2 separate regions of the Homo sapiens genome follow, and region 1 is linked to region 2. The links are chromatin loops, found by intact Hi-C in ENCODE. Cell type or tissue: CD14-positive monocyte. All regions are shown on one strand. Links, peaks and the distances in the headings refer to the core of each region. The heading gives the core; the rest is flanking DNA. Region 1 overlaps INSIG1-DT (INSIG1 divergent transcript). Region 2 overlaps BLACE (B cell acute lymphoblastic leukemia expressed).

Region 1 (5,367 bases), core at 257-5,256, 66 kb before region 2:
TCTCTCTCCCCAGACTGTCTGGAGGTGAGTGGATGGCGCTTCATGAGGTTGCTGGGGACCCCTGTCTGCTGGGTCTCTTGCTCTGTTGTCCTGTTACGACACGCGGTGCATGGCATGGCACATGGTCGGCATGGTAGATGCTGGGTTGCTGCCACACCCACACTCCCTGCTGGAGGAAAAAACAGAGATCAAGAGGGAGTCCAGGGAAGCGCCTTCATCTTCAGAGAGTGACTGGGAGTTGCAAACAACCCACCTGCCCACTGCCCACTGGCCCAAATTTAGGCTCATGGCCACACCAACCGCTGAGAAGTTCAGTCTAGCTGGTGCCCAGTCTTTAGCTGGTTCGGCTAAAATTCAAGAGGCTCTGTAATTAAATATCTATTTATAATATATCATGTAGTGCATATAAGATATGAGGACAGCTATATATATATATATATGTAGTAAATACATTGATATATGTATTGGGGAGAACAAGGTAAACATCAGCCAACTGAAACAGATGATCAAAAAAGACTTAGCCACACCAGCTCCCGGGACAAAGGCTAAGCTGCTTAGCCTGTCCCCAGGCTTCAGCCCAGCTGACTTCTCCACTCTGTCTCCCACGTGCTCAGAATCCCCCGAGGGCCTCACGCCTCTGCGCAAGTTGTTCCTCTGCTGGAATGGCTTTGCTCCTTCTCTGGGTGACAAATTCATCTTTCGAGACTGAGCTCAAATGTCACATCTCCTGAGAGGCATTTTCTAATTGTCCCTCTTCTGTGTTTCCATAGCACCGCCTGTCTATGAATTTCTATGATAAAAATCACCAAAATGCATCGAAATGATGTTTTCATGTCTGTGGTAGGCAGAATATCAGTCCGCTCCCAAAAGTCCACAGTCTAATCCCTGGAATTCGTGAATGTGTGATGTTACATGGTGAGGGGACTTTGCAAACTCGATTAAAGATCCTGGGATGAGGAGATTCTGCTGGTGTCTAAGCCCATGCGGGGAGCTCTAACAAAGTACCAGCGACTGGGCTTATAAACAGCAGATATTCATTTCTCACAGTGCCGGAGGCTGGAAGTCCAAGCTCAGGGCACTGGGAGACAGTGTCTGGCGAGGGCCACTTTCTAGTTCAGAGATGGCGCCTTCTCCTGCATCCTCACATGGTGAAGGGGCCAGGGAGCTCTCTGGGGCTCTCTCTTCAGGGCCCCGACCCCATTCACAATGGCTCCACCCTCATGACCTCAGCACCTCCCAAAGGCCCCACCTCCTGGCACCATTGCCTTGGGGTGCGGCTTTCAACGTATGAATTTGGGAGGACACAGACACTCAGCTCATACTACCTGGGTTATTCAGGCAAGTCCCACCTAACTCCAGGCCCTTCGAAGTGAGCAGGAGGCCAGAGTGATACCACGACAGGGCCATGAGCAGGGAAGGCAGGCAGCCTCTGGGTGCTGGGAAGGGCGAGGGAACAGACCCCCTGGAGTCTCCAGAAGGAACCCAGCCTGCCAGCGCCTTGATCTTACTGCAGCGAAACCCAGTTCAGGCACCCAACCCCCAGAGCTCTGAGATGACACATGCGTGCTGTGCAGGGCCACCGTGTTTGTGGTCATTTGTCACAGCAGTGCCGGGAGCCTCCTCCTAGGTCCTTCTCCCCCATTAGTTTGTGAGCAGCTCCAGGACCATGCAGCAAGAGCCCTTGTGTATCTCTAGCACAGTGCCTGGGGCACAGCAGGAACTCCAGGGGTGAGAGCAATGGGGGTGCGGGGAGCCCAGCTATGGACTCAGGGAGGCTGGATCTGAACCCCTGCTCTGCCCCTCAGCATTGTCACAGCTTTGAGCACATTGCTTGCTTCAGGACTCCATTTCTTCACGTTCTTCACCAGATAGAGAGAACACTCATCTTTCAGGTGCCGTGAAATTGAGTAACACAGATTATATGGTGTGTCTATATTTTGGGTGGTAGCCACCGACCGTGGGGCCAAGGCCTGACATGACCACACAGGTGGCAAGCCCCTGGCCCCTCCGCCCCTCACTCCTTCCTGCTCCATGCTCCACATCCCTCCCAGTCCCGGAGGACAGAAGGCTGAAAGCAAGGTGTTTCCAGGCCCTGCTCCCTGTGAGAGCCCTACGGGACAATCCTTCCTTACTCCTTCCGGCCTCTGGTGGCTCCCAGCAAACCATGGCGCATGTCCGCCTCCGTCCTCACACGGCTTCTCCTGCATGTCTGTCTCTGGGTCTCACCTCCTCTTCTTAGGAGGAAACAGTCATGTTGGATTTGGGCCCACCCTACTCCAGTGGGAACTCATCTTAACTCATTACATCTCCAAAGACTCGATTTCCAAATAAGGTCACATTCTGAGGTTCCCAGAAGGACATGAATTTGGGGGCACACCATCCCACCCAGTGCACCCCCTCTGCCACTGCTATCTGCTGCCTTCACTCCCCAGGGACTCAGACACCTGACACACAGTCTGTCTCCATATCCCAAACCTGTCATTGTGCTGAGGACTTCGTCCCACTCAAGCATGACTCATCCAAGGCCTCGCCTCTGGGTTCCCTGACCTCCTTGGCCCTGGTGACTCACTCCACACCACTCCAGCCACCCAATCCCAGGCTCATCGTGGGGACTGCCACCCTCTGCAGTGGCTCTCCCCTGACGCCATGTGCCCACACAGCCTCCTCCTGCCCAGGCTCTCGCCTTCAGATCACCCATCCAGTAATGAATCTGTGGGAGCTTGGGTTGCATTAATCAATGAATATTGCTACCCTTGTAGGGCCAATACCCAGTGTTCACATAGGGCAAGCCTCTACACACTGACCCTTCCCTCTGTGGGGCCCTCTTCCTCCCGGCATACTCCTTTCACCTCCATTTCACCTGACCCAGGTTCCATGACGCCACCAGCCGCCTGCCGCTAACCTGCCCTCCACTGCTCCATTGCCCCTCCTTGGCACCACCAGGAAAAAACCAATTCTAGAGGCCCCTCGAATGCTCTGCCATTGCTACCCAGCCTGGAGTGTCGTAGAGAAGAACTCCCACGCCACCCTGCAGATTGGGCCCTGTGAAGTCGCCATCACAAACCTCCACCAGGCACTCCACACCAAAGGGTTTACACTCCCAGTTTCCAATCGCTCCTGTCTCCCTCTTAACTCAGGAGCTCTCCTCCTTCTTCAGAAATGACAGAAACTTCCTGAGGGGAAGGCGACCCCACCACACCGCCCCCATCTCTCCCACCTACTTCCTCAGTAGAGGGTGTGCCTGCCCAGGAATCCCCACTAGGATTGGTCCTAGACACCAATCTCCTCCTCTAATCTTCTCCTCAGGGACCTCACTCTCCACTGCCTGCTCTCACTCCCTCTTCTTCAGTCTTTCTTTATTTTATTATTATTATTTTTGAGACAGAGTCTCACTCTTGTCACCCACGCTGGAGGGCAATGGAGCAATCTCGGCTCACTGCAACCTCCACCTCCTGGGTTCAAGCGATTCTCCTGCCTCAGCCTCCCGAGTAGCTGGGATTACAGGCATGTGCCACCACGCCTGGCTAATTTTTGTATTTTTAATACAGACGGGGTTTCACCATGTTGGTCAGGCTGGTCTCGAACTCCTGACTTCGTGATCCACCTGCCTCAGCTTCCCAAAGTGCTGGGATTACAGGCGTGAGACACCACGCCCTGCCCTTCTTCTTCAATCTTTCTACTGGGTCCATCAGCGTTTATATTTGTTCACGTCTCTCATTTTTTAAAACAAAACAGGCTGGGCGCCGTGGCTCATGCCTGTAATCCCAACACTTTGGGCGGGCAGATCACCTGAGGTCAGGGGTTCAAGACCAGCCTGGCCAACATGGTGAAACCCTGTCTCTACAAAAATACAAAACTTAACCGGGTGTGGTGGCAGGTGCCTGTAATCCTGAGTGGGAGGCTAAGGAGGGAGAATCCCTTGAACCAGGGAGGTGGAGGTTGCATGAGCTGAGATCGAGCCACTGCACTCCAGCCTGGCTGACAGAGCAAGACTCTGTCTCAAAATAAACAAACAAACAGACAGACAAACTAAACTCTTTCCCCATCACTCTCTCCTCCAGCTTCCATCATCTCTCCCCTCCTTCTCACAGCCAGACCCCTTCCAGAGGGATCTTCACTGGCAGCCTCATTTTCCTTGTCTCCTTATCTCATGGAAGCGCAGCTTCCCCCGTGACTCAGGCCACTCACACCGAGCTTCCTGCTGACCACATCACAGGACCCCCAGACATGATTGGTCTCTGTCTTGCATGCCATGGCTGCCACTTTCTCCTTTCCAGAACATCCCCCCCCCGGATTTCTTGGTCGCACACTTTCTTCCTATCTTACTGGACCTTCTGCCACTGCCCCTGGCAGCCCCTTTCCTCTGCTCCAGCCTCAGGGCTGTACGAGGCACACTGACTTCTCATCCTACACAGTCTGCCTTGGCCCACCCTCCACTCCAATGCAGAGTCACCATCTGCAGTGGTCTCTGCGATGGATTCACCAACAGCTCTTCACATTGGAGGGTCATCTCTCTGCCAATCATAACTGTTCTACTCCCCTTTCCAGTGATCAATATAGGCATGGACAGTCTGACCAACTTGACTTGCAGAAGCAGCTCTGGGGTCTTCTTACCACTTGGGGCTCTGAGGATGAGTCCACTGTTGGCTGTGGAATCTGGTTGTCCCATCAGCCGCAGCGTGGGGCTGAGTATAGTCATGTGTCGCGTAACAACGAGCATGTATTCTGAGAAATGCATTGTTAGGAGATTTTTCATGCAGACACCATTGAGTGCATTTACATAAATTGAGACAGTAGAGCCCACTACACACCTAGGCTGGAGGGCATTCCTCGTACACCTGTGCAGCATGTGACTGTACTGCATACTGTGGGCAAGTGGAACCCAATGGCGAGGATGTGTGCATCTACACATATCTAAACGTAGAAGAGGTGCAGTAAACATATGGCATTACATGGGCCCACCATCGTATATGCAGCCTATCACTGATGGAAATGTCATCGTGCAGTGTATGACTGTATTAGAATCAGGAAAACTGAAAGAGTTAATGAAGGAGGGGTAAACTGGGGCCAGTAAGAGACGGAAGATAGAGAGCTACCAGATGCATTTCTTTTCTTTCTTTTCCCCCAAAGGACTGTTCTTGCAAGGCATGGTGGGTCTCCACAGCCTGTACAGAAGGTACCCTGTGTGACTAGCAACCACATGTCACGCAACAGCCATGGTCGGCTCAGTGAGGTGACCCTCACCATAGCTTCTCCTTCACTGCTTCACTCACCTCTTTCCCTCACTCTTGGGGGATTGTGCTTTCATGGCAAGTAAGCTAAGGCACTTCCCTTCATAGACAAACACTATTCTGCTTTTGAAAACGA
Region 2 (5,367 bases), core at 100-5,099:
ACACTCACCTGCACGCACACACGGCATGCACACACGCACGTGCACACACATGCACATACATGACACAGACTTGCACACACATAAGACATGCACACACTTGCATGCACCAATATGCCATGCAGGCACACACGCACACGACACACACATTCACATGCACACACGCACATATGTGATACACTTGCACACACATGACGTGCACATACTTGCACACACAGGCACACTATCCCTTCATGCTGTCAGACACATCCTGTCACGCTCAGGCTGTGGGCATGGAGCCCGAGGGCAGGACAGAAGGTTGGGAATCCCAGGGCTTGTGTGTTTCTGGTGCTGCCCAGCCCCTGTCTCCTGCTGGGAAGGCAGGGACATGGGGCAGGGAGCTCACCAGGGTCACAGAAGCCCAAGACGAAGATGATGATGATGATGATGGACAAAAGGAATAGTGGGGGCACCTGGGAGGCGTGACATCACATGCCTGAGCCCTGGCCCTGCCCCATCGATCCCGCCTTCCCAAGGGTACCCAGCAAGTGTGCCCTGCTTCAGGTCCCATTTCACTATTCAGCCAACACAGAATCCCCACCGAGGTGCCAGCAGATGCAGAAGATGGGAGGGGCTGGCGAGCCAGGCAGGGCACCCCCAGGCGAGCCCCCCAGAGGGCAGAAAGGCTGGGACTTGTCTCTCAAGTAAAAGTCGAGGTTGCGTGACTGGGGGTCTGTCCCCAAGGCTGCCCCCGGTGGAGACGGCCACCGCCAGTCCACAGGACAGTGGAACAAGAGCAGATTCCATCCACTTACCATCCACTCTCCAAAGTGTAGCCCTTAGACCTCACCTAACTGCAGAGGAGATGGCAATGTGTGCCCCTAACATGTAGTTCCCTGACTAAAGGGACACCTGCCGTCTCTGCCACACTGAACACAAACCCTGGGCCTGCACCCTTTTCTCGGTTCTACAGTAGAACATACTTGAGAAAAGAAAAGCTGACTTCAAAGGACAGGACGGGACCTGCTCAGGGATAGCTGAACTTGAATCTGGGTTCAAAGCCTTTGAACAACATATGATGGGCCTAGTATTTGGGGTCAGGGATCCACCTTCTAGACCACCAGGACGGCGGAGGGGAAAGGAGCGTTTCTTGTAGCATTCCCCTTGCCCCTCCTCCTGACAGGCTGAGGCACCTGGTCCCTGAATTGCAGGAGGCAGTGCCCCTCAGCCAGGCTGCACAACCTTCCGTGGCCGTGAGGGGCAAGGCTGGTCCTGGCTCCAGCCCCTGCCACACTGCTTTGCCCAGCAGCCCCGGACTCTCCTGCCTGCGGTGTGCAGGTTCAACACCCCCATATGATTTACAATACATCATTTGGACTAACAGCTGTTGTCTAAGCTGCCTGTTAGGCAGGGTTCTGCAGGGAAGCAAAGCTAATAGGGTGTGTGTGTGTGTGTGTGTGTGTGTGCACACAAACGTGCACACATCTATATGTCTGTATCTTTGTCAAGAGGAAGAGAGATATTTATTTTAACAAAAATTCACTCACTGATTGTGGGGACTGGCGGGACTGAAATCTGTTGAACAGTCTTGCCGGCTGAGATTCAGGTAAGAGTTGATGCTGAGGTCCTGAGCCCGCGTTCTGCTGGGTAGCCAGTGGGGAACTCTGGCTGGGTTCCTACATTATCAGCTTGAGACAGAATTCCTCCTCCCTAGGGAGACCTCAGTCTTTGCCTTTAGACCTTCAGCTGATTGGGTGAGGCCCACCCACGCTGTGGAGGGCCATCTGTTTACTGAAAGGCAATTGGTTATAGGTGTTAAACACTATAAATAGTGTATCTACTATTTATACTATCAATAGCGTAGCAGGTACATTGAGTTAACGCTGTCAGAGGAGACAGTCCTCTGCCTAAAGACAGACCTCAGGACATGTGAGATGTCTATGCAAAGCCTCCTGCCCACACAGAATATAAGCAATATTAGCTTATAAGCATGACAAGGTGACACTCACCACCACAGCTGCCAACAGGAACTTGCCTCCTTCTCCTGCCTGGACGTCCACCAATACGTTTTACATTTGTGTTTTAATTCCTTTGAAGGAAACCAGGAACTTTCTCTAAAAACAGTGCCCTCCAGTGGGCAAAATTCCATCGTCTAGCCAGGGAGCTGGGCCAAAGGCGGCCCCAGGCAAGCCGACTGTGGTGCCTACATCCCTGAAGGGTTGTCAGAAAACAAAGACAATGATTCAGGCAGGCCCTGGGTGGCCCACACAGCCACCGTTCCTTTATTTGTCATCTGGCCTTTGTAGAGAAAGTTTGCCGAGCCCCGATCTGAGCATCTTTCATCTTCTCTCTCCATGTCTTGCTCCACACGCCACCATCTGCCACTTTCTGGATGGGCATTGCTTACTCGGCCTGAAGCGACGCTGTGCTGACACTAACAGTCTTTAGGTATTTCCCCTTGCCTTGGTGCATCTGCCTCCCCCTCCAGACCCCACCTGTCCTGCTCACGGTGTTTGTCCTTTACCCAGAACTGATCTGGCGCATCTGCGTATTCATCAAGCCTAAGTATTCATTAAGCGTAGCAGGTGCATTAAGTTAACGCTGTCAGAGGAGACGGTCCTCTGCCTAAAGGCAAACCTCGGGACATGTGAGAGGCCTATGCAAAGCCTCCTGCCCACACAGAATATAAGCAATATTAGCTGGTTAGTCATTTACACATTAGTATAAACAAGTACTCCCATCCTAGCCATGAAGGATAATTTAAAAGAGAGGAAAGTTTGGGCAGAATCAGAACACTGATGCCTGAGCAAGTGGATGACCAGAGAGGAAACCCTCTCTGGAGACAGGAAAGAAGTGACTAAAAAGGGGAGGTTGCCAGCACTGAAGACAAACCGTCTCTATTTCATCACTTCCCCAGGACTTGGCCCAAGTAACAGCTCCTCAAACCTTTCATTGGGCAAAGACTGCTCGATGAGTGACTCATAAACACAAAAAGCACAGGCACCGCTGCTCTGCACCCAGAGACTGTTTCCCCGCAGGGCTGCCAGGGAGGATCCCCCCAGGGTCTCCAGAACACAGGGTTCTGAGGTGTCAGTCCACCCTCCGTGGGGGAAAGGACTCCAAGGGAAATGTCTGGTTAGATAAAGCCACGCATGTGTACTTCCTCCGGGGCTGCTCGGAGCCTTCCCTCTGCTCACACATATGCCGTCACCTCTAGGAGAGGTCACGGGTGGCGGCGTGTCCCGAACTCTTTCCAACACGAGCTGCCCCTCACTTTCTGCCTGGTCTGCCAGAAACACCGAGAGAAGCCAATCTTCCAAGGCCCTCCGTCTGGGAAACTCTGACCTGGGGGCCACGCTAAGGGGAAAGCTCCCGTTCTGTAAATCAGTGCTCTCTTCCGAGGCCCAGCTGGAGGCAGGGATGATGTCTTTCATCATTCGCAGGAGGATGGCGTAAGCCCTGAGAGGTGTGAAAGGTAAGTAACGCCATGCTTTCCAAAGTCCCTCTGCCCACAGCTCCTCCTTCTGAAGGGAAGAAGAAAGGAAAGGGAAGGGAAGGCGATCACGAGGAAAGGAGGGAAGGTGGGGGTGCCAGGCGAGGGAGAGGCTGGGGGAGGCCCTGCCGCACCCCCTCTGTGCCTCCCTGGGACAGGCCTCCTGCCCCTCCCTCTGCTGGCAGCCTCGGTCTGTCCAGTCTCAGTTCCGCCCAGATGCCTGCAGCAGAGCCTGCTGTGGGGACCTGCTGGAGACGTGCAGCGCGCACCCAGCCTCTCATCAGCTCCAGGCTGCGCTGTCACCCCATGGACAGTGACTTCTGGCATCCACGCACTCCAGACAGATGTGCAGCCAGCGCCGCCAGCCCGGAAGGGCATCTGACACGTTTCTCAGCTGTGTTCCCTCTTTCAAGGTCACTGGCTTGAGCTCTTCCCTGCCCCGAGCACACGGACGTGGCAGCGGGCAGCGGGCAGATGGTGCACAGTCTCACATCCTCGGGCATCCGGCGGCGCGGGGACCCCTGTGGTCTCTGCACTGCGGGCACCTGCAAGCAGAGCTCTGCAGACAAAACTGAAGCCCCCCATCATCACAGGCCGGGCTCCTGCCCCAGCCCCTGCGCTGCCCTCGGAACCAGCCTGCACGCCCGCCCCACGGAGAGGCAGAGCTCTGCAGCTCCACAGCCCACGTTGTGCTGGCCAAAGTCACCACTGAGATGCCGGGGACTCAGGGGGCACAGGTGACCCCGAGCTCTGGCTCTGCAGCCCCGCCCACTGCAGGTCTCCGTGAGAGTAATACCTGTGTGTATTGTATATATTTTCTAAATTTTCTGTGTATTATGTTTTGACATCTTAGAAAAGCTTTCTGGCTGGGGAGAGCCTGCCCCTCCAGGGGCTGGCCAATTCTGATACAGCGAGGGCTCAGAGCATGCCTTTCATACGCAAACTAGCCAGCATACCTCCTCTCTCTGGCCCTAAACTCCCCGGGCGATATTCCCCTGCCCTGACCATCACAGCGCCAGGTCCTGGGTGACTAGGGACCACCCCCACCCACAGCCAAACCTGCTGAGATGATTCCAACTGGCCAGTCCTAAAGCATACACCTCCCTGCCCTTCCTTTTTCACGGAAGCCCCACTCCTGCCCAGGCACTCCCCTTGCTCTTGTCTGCTGCCTCCTGACCGCCCTGGCACCCCCCACCATGGCCCAGAGTGCACTAAACTTCCTCCTCATCCCCTCCTGTGGCCACATGACTTGACCGTGCCACATGGGCACGACATTCTCAAAACACCAAGGCAGGCCCGGGGAGGTATTTTTAGGTGGGGGCTGGGGCTGGGGAGTGGCTGGAAGGAAAAGCAGGGCAGGCTGCAGCATCCTCACTCACTTCCCCCCATCCCTGGGCTTTGCACTTCCCCCCCCTCAGGGCAGACAGGTGAGGACACACGGGCACCAAAATAAGCAAAGTGATGCCACAGCGGAGGTGGCAGCTCTGGAGCTGCTGGCCTTGCTGCCCTTCTGGCTGTCCACTGACCCCCTCCTCCAAGCGCTGTATGAGTCTCCTGTGGCCACCAGAATGACGTCCCACAGACTGGGCACCTTTAACAGTGGACATTCCTTCCCTCTCAGCTCTAGAGGCTGGAAGTCCTAGATGAGGGTGTCAGGGCCTCACCCCCTCTGAAGTCTGCAGGGAGGATCGCCCTGCACCTGGCCCAGTTCTGGTGTGGCCGGCAATCCCGGGGGTCCTTGGCTCCAGCCTCCCCTCTGCTGTTGCATGGCTATCTTCTCTGGGTGTCTCTCTGTGCCTCTGCTCCTCCTACAAGGACACCAGCCATTGTACTGAGGGCTCACCCTACTCCAGGGTGACCTCACCCCAACCTCACCAATGACATCTGCAGAGACCCTA

What was found. A loop is a pair of places that touch in the nucleus more often than their neighbours do. Peaks named below come from ENCODE experiments on the same cell type or tissue, not always from the same donor. Only the 100,000 strongest peaks of a DNase experiment are listed, where the experiment ranks them.
Region 1: a loop joins it to region 2, with 2.9 times the contacts of the local background. A loop is called at or near these places in 28 of 110 quality-filtered maps.

Annotation. Positions count from the first base shown.
Region 1 is chr7:155,288,699-155,294,065 of GRCh38, forward strand. It overlaps INSIG1-DT (INSIG1 divergent transcript), which reads right to left. Exons shown (of 2, transcript NR_183448.1): 2 at 1-166. Among named protein-coding and RNA genes, the nearest start is that of INSIG1, 6.5 kb to the right of the region's middle. RefSeq lists a cis regulatory region at 2,257-2,856. In CD14-positive monocyte, for the core only: no CTCF peak of the experiment used is centred there; a DNase peak (open chromatin) is centred at 2,553; H3K27ac peaks cover 458 bases.
Region 2 is chr7:155,354,767-155,360,133 of GRCh38, forward strand. BLACE (B cell acute lymphoblastic leukemia expressed) reads right to left here. Exons shown (of 6, transcript NR_103545.1): 5 at 5,134-5,277; 6 at 2,222-4,014. Among named protein-coding and RNA genes, the nearest start is that of BLACE, 10 kb to the right of the region's middle. In CD14-positive monocyte, for the core only: CTCF peaks have their summits at 2,142 (motif pointing left) and 2,343; DNase peaks (open chromatin) are centred at 2,125, 2,915 and 3,745; H3K4me3 peaks cover 1,874 bases; H3K27ac peaks cover 2,566 bases.